Regions from separate parts of the Homo sapiens genome. Here region 2 is linked to region 1. The links are chromatin loops, found by intact Hi-C in ENCODE. Cell type or tissue: Calu3. All regions are shown on one strand. Links, peaks and the distances in the headings refer to the core of each region. The heading gives the core; the rest is flanking DNA. Region 1 has its middle 130 kb from the start of HNMT. Region 2 overlaps THSD7B (thrombospondin type 1 domain containing 7B).

Evidence for each region. Hi-C counts contacts between places; a loop is a spot of excess contacts. Peaks named below come from ENCODE experiments on the same cell type or tissue, not always from the same donor. Only the 100,000 strongest peaks of a DNase experiment are listed, where the experiment ranks them.
Region 2: a loop joins it to region 1, with 13 times the contacts of the local background. A loop is called at or near these places in 48 of 110 quality-filtered maps.

The regions. Positions count from the first base shown.
Region 1 is chr2:137,837,028-137,839,950 of GRCh38, reverse strand. No RefSeq gene overlaps it. Among named protein-coding and RNA genes, the nearest start is that of HNMT, 130 kb to the left of the region's middle. In Calu3, for the core only: no CTCF peak of the experiment used is centred there; no DNase peak of the experiment used is centred there.
Region 2 is chr2:137,466,237-137,469,159 of GRCh38, reverse strand. All of the region lies in intron 15 of THSD7B (thrombospondin type 1 domain containing 7B), which reads right to left. Among named protein-coding and RNA genes, the nearest start is that of HNMT, 500 kb to the left of the region's middle. In Calu3, for the core only: no CTCF peak of the experiment used is centred there; a DNase peak (open chromatin) is centred at 1,699.

The DNA.
Region 1 (2,923 bases), core at 201-2,700:
ATTAAGGTCACAGATGGAATTAGGGTTGTTAATCAGCTACCCTTAAAATAGGCAGATGGGACTTTATCCTGGATTACTGTAAGTGGTCTCAATATAACCAGCAAGGGTTTTTCAGTGGAGAAGAGAAAGACAAAAGAGAGCAAACCAGAAAGATAGCAATGTGAGTAGGACTGGAGCCATGTTGCTGGTTTTGAAGATAGAAGAAGGGGCCCTAAGCCAAAGAATGCAGACAACCTCCAGAGGCCGGAAGAGGTGAGGGAACAGACGCTCCCCTAGAGCCTCCAGAAGACACCAGCATGCCGACACCTTGGTTTTCGGCCCGTGAAACCTATTTTAAATTTCTGACCTCCAGAACAGTAAGATAATAAAAGTGCGTTGTTTTAAGCCACTAAATTTGTGGTAATTTGTTACAACAGCCACATTAGATGATTAATACTAGCACTGGTTGGTGTCTTGCAGCTTCAGAATGTATATTTTATAATGGGGCGGTGAGACCTCCTTCCGCTCAACTTGTACACAGAGGCACTCAGCACACATCCCTCAATGGGTGATCTCATTCCAGCACGTGCGCTGGGCAATCAGTACCAGAGGCAGTTCTGCCATGGCTTAGTGCATACGTCATCTTTGGTGGGACAAAAATTGTGTATGCAGATCTAAAAACATGATCAAAAGCAAGTCTATCCTAACATTTCTGTCAATTTACCAGGGGTATCCAATCTTTTGGCTTCCCTGGGTTACATTGGAAGAATTGTCTTGGGCCACACATAAAATATACTAACACTAACGATAGCTAATGAGCTTAAAAAATTGCAAAAATACTTACAATGTTTTAAGAAACTTTATGAATTTGGCCACATTGAGAGCTGTCCTAAGCCGCATATGGCCTGTGGGCCACAGGTTGGACAAGCTTTATTTAGATCATGCCGAAGGAGCACAGTTCCATGAGGAGGGAGGATGGGGAGCATGTGGTGTGTTTGCATACAATTTTAATTTCTGGATGTTTCAAGTCATATTCTGAGCACTGAAGGTAGGCCTAACTCACTTATCTGCTACACAAAATATGACCAAGTGGGGTACACATATGTAGGAGAGGTGTACAGGAGAAGCGGTGCGTGCATATATGGAAGCAAAGGAATGAAGTTGATGTAGATTTTTATAGAATCACAATGTTTAGAAGCAATATTTAAATATCAATTAATTACCAATACCCCCCCCAAAAAAAGAATGAAGACACCAGAAAAGGTATTATTTGTAATTAACTATGTAGCCACTAGATGGCAGTACAGTGTAAGCAAAAGGAAAATCTATTCCCTCAGCCCAAGCTTCTCTGGCTGCTGTTAAAGGATGTTTTACCGCTGTTTCAGGAGAAAAGGAGGAAATTCAGTCATGTTAAGGCAGTCAACTTAGAGGGCCAGGACTGTTCTAGATGGACTCCCGGGCTAGAAAGAGCATGGACTCTATGTGTCTCAGCTCCTCTAATTCCTATCTATGAGATCCTGGCAAGTTGCTTAACATCACAAGGCCTCAGTGTTCACATTTATATAATGGGTGTGAATGTTATTTTTCTTACAAGGGAAAGAAAAATGAAGTAAAACGGAGTAATATTATTAAAATACTTAAGATTTAATAAGCAGTCGATTATTAATAGCTCTGTGTCTCCTTTGGGTAGGGAAAAATAATACAATTTAGATTTTAGGTCCTAAACTAATCTCCAGGTATGGTTGTGAGGAAATTATGGGTCTTGAAAAGTAAAGAGAGAAGATTTATTCTTTACTCTGCTTCAATGTGGCTAAAGCTTCCCTGCAAAGTGTCACAATAACCTTCTCTTCATGTTCTCAAATGCAGTTGCTCCCCTCCCCATCTCTCCTTGACACGTGAAGTTCCTCTCCTATGAGGAGCATTGCCAAGTTTCGAGAGGTCTGCAATGTTGGACTAACAGTCATGGCCTTCGCACAGGCAGGAGGTCACAGCAGGGACTCCAGTGCTCACCACTTCCCTCTTCCTACATCTGCCTTTAGTTTATGAATGCATGAGAATTTCATAGTGAGTTAATGGAAGCCCTCCCAAAATATGTCCACATAGAACCCGTGAATGTGACCTAATTTAGAAAAGAAAACAAAAGGTATTTGAAGACGTAATGAAGTTAAGAATCCTGAGATGAGCTCATCCTGTATTATCCAGGTGAGTTCTAAATCCAATGGCCAGTGTCCTTAGAAAGGCACAGGGAGATGTGTGACAGAGAGGATTCGGCCATATGAAGACAGGGGCAGAGATTGCAGTGGCGTGATCACAAACCCAGGAACACCCGAGCCGCCAGAAGCCTGAAGAGGCAGGGAAGGATTCCCCTCTAGAGCTTCTGGGAGGTGCGTGGTTCTGCCAACACCCTAATTTCAGAATCCTGTATGCCACAACTCTAAGTAAATATTATAAATTCTTATCATGCTAAGCTACCAAATTTGTGGCCTTTTGAAATGGTAACTCTAGGAAACTAGTACAGGTTTATATCAAGAAAATTCCTGTCCCCATGTATTTTTCCAGTGTGCTAGAAATTCCATGATTAGCAAATTTATTCCTTTGGTTTAAATTGCAGATTCTTTTAAAATAAAATACATGAGATCCTGGGAAAGGTGTCCTATTTTAGAGAATGAATGTTCACACCACAGCCTCTGTGAATGGATGGCTCATATCTACAGAAAAGCACTGGATACTAGGAAGGAAACAATTCTAAAGGGTTGTAGGGTTGTAGGGCACTGGCTCTAGCAGACCAGCTTGCCTTGCTGCAAGACAACTTGTCTGGCGTTTGACCCAGAGGTTCCTCATTACTTCAATGGTCTTCAATGAAAGAAGCCAAAGTTTGGAGAAACCCCAAAGAGTATTGCCTTTAGACCCATCTAAGACCCCACACTGGACTAATTTCTGGAGG
Region 2 (2,923 bases), core at 260-2,759, 370 kb after region 1:
TAATCCCTGTAATCCCAAGGGTGAGGAGCCAGAATCTAGACAGATCCAGATAGGTCTTACATTCAAACCAGTAAATGTTCTATTTTCATAAATTATTTTCCCTGGACTTTATTGAACTTGCCATTTGTTTCAGTTTCATATAGACATGGCCTAATCAACTACATAAAAACCAACATTTTAAAAGTTGACAAATACACAGAATTAGCAATTCAGTAGTCAATAAAAAGGTCCAATCTCTTTTGACCACACCGATACATTAAAAGGACTGAATCAAACTTTTCCCCTTTTACTCTCTTTCACAGGGCTTGATGCTTCCTGTCTGGTTTCTAGCTCTGACTGATGTAGAGGGTAATGTAAACACCATAAAGAATCCATAGGGAAGTTCATATAAGGCCAAAAACGGAATCTGAAAATAAAGTATCTAAATATACATGCTAACTATTTTCCAGTGACTCAATTTACTCAGAGAAAATAATGTAATATTTTCACTATGTCAAAAGTTCTACCCACCGCCCCCACCCCCACCCCCCACCCCTCCACACACACAAATCTATTTGCCTCTGAAGCTTTTATTTTTTCTTTTCTTTTTTGTTTGGAGGCACACAGACTTTCCCTCATGTGGTTCCAAGTGCTCAGCCCTTGGAGACTCATAATGGCGATAGAAGATAAGACACATGCCTTCTAGCATCTTCAAGTTTAGAGGACAAACCAGGAGAGACACATGCAAAACAGTAGAACAATAGCAAATAACTAGATGGGTATGTACATACTAAACCAAGCTTTAAGTGTTTGATGTCTCATTGCCTTGCACTTGCTAAGATTCTACCCTCACCTCTTCTGAATGTATCATCCCTCTGGGGCTTTTTAAACTTTTTATAGCAACTGTATATCTAAATCTAAATATATAAATCTCCTTAAATGACAATTTTCACTGGGATTTCTTTTCATAAATACAGGCTCTTATTTCACTTTCCTGCAAAATAATATGCAGCTCTACTTCTCCCTGCCAGCTGCTATTGTTACAAGCATTACTAAAAGGTGTTTCAACTTCAATAGTCTACAGAAGGTTTAACTTGGATCAAAACATTCTGGAGAAATCTATAGAAAATATTAGGCTTAGTTTTCTTCATTAGCATTCTTATGAGCACTCATTAATATGTGCATAATTTTACTATGCCTTTAAATCATTCATAAATAACCCAAAGAGGCTTACATAGTTACAGAGGTCAGAGAAAACAGAAGGAGAAACATGTGTTGTATGCATGTATTGCTTATCTGATTTGGGGTTTCCTTATTTATCATTTGAGTGAGGCATGAAGGTTGTTTACAGAAAATAGCTTGCAAGATAGAATCATCCCTTTGCCAAAAATGTAAGTGTCAAGGAAGAGCCCTGGTCAATGCAACTTGCATCCTCATAGAGAAAGTATTAGGCCAATTTTTCCATTGCAGATGAGACTTTCTGATATGTGACTTAAAACATTACTTAATTTTCCCATCTCAACATTTTATTTAAAATTAATTATACTTTTGTCAAATTAGGTATCAAAAAGAGAGTAACATTAAGTGTATATAGGGGACATTCTTATTTACTCCTCAACAAGCATTCCACCCTAGGTGATCAGCCTACGAAAAAACCTTCCCACTAGTTAATACACACTAGCATCTCAAAGTGTAATCTGCAGACCAGCAGCTTTGCCCTCATCTGGCAGCTGTTAGAATTGCAGGCTATCTCCTTTCCCCAGACCTACTCAATCACAATGTGCACTGAAACAACATCTGTCAGATGATTCACGTACATATTAAAGTCTGTGAAGTCCTGCCCTCCCACACCAGTATATAACAAATGTATTCCAGGTGTGACTGAGACATTGCTGTCACCACCCCACAGAGCCTAGGGTCTCAGATCGTTCACTGCTGCCTTAAGCAGTTCTGAACATGTATCCCAGTTCGTCAGACAAATATTATAGATTTCTATATGTGCCAAGAAGTTTAAGAAATAAAAGGTTGGAAACCACTTGTCTGAGCAAATCAAGCTCTTCCCAGGACTTCTTCCAATGAGTAGTTCACGAATGGACATACATGCAGCTTCAGTCAGTGAGGCATGAGGGAAAGGCTTCTGGGGGAGCTGGGGAGGCATTGGGAGAATTTTATTGTACTTAAGATTCCCAGAACAGCAACACTCTCTTATTCTTTTGGTCACTGCTGCTTCAGGAGGCTACTCTGCAAACTGCTGGGCCATTTTGCTAACAACCAGAGGATGAAGCCAACACTGAAGATGACAAAACAGACAGAGATGAAAAGAAGCTCTGTCTTTATGACATTGCTGAGCCACAGAGCCAACCTGCCCTGGAGTCTCCATAACCTCTGGACTTCTTGCTATATGAAGTAATGCATTTCCTTACTCTTCAAGCCCATTTTGGCTTAAGGTTTCTTTTAGTTGCAAATCATCCTAATAAAGAGGAGAAAGGGCAATTTTGCTGATTGCGTGCAAACTGGTTTCATGTATATTTGAAAAAGGTAAAGCAGCTCAGATGCCAAAGCATCTAGAGTAGGCGTGTCCAATCTTTTGGCTTCCCTGAGCCACATTGGAAGAAGAATTGTCTTGGGCCACACATAAAACACAGTAACACTAATGATAGCTGATAAGCTAAGAAAAAAAAATCATAAAAAAAAACCATCTCATAATGTTTTAAGAAAGTTTACATATTTGTGTTGGGCCACATTTAAAGCCGTCCTGGGCCACAGGCAGGCCATGGGTTGGACAAGCTTGATCCAGAGCATTATTATCAATACTTCACACTTTATGACCTCCCACTCAAAACTGGAATGCCAGTGCTCAATGGAAACTCATTGAGCAGTAGAGTAAAATAAGTGTGTGATGAATAAATGAAAGAACGAATGAATAATAGCACAAGTACACTGA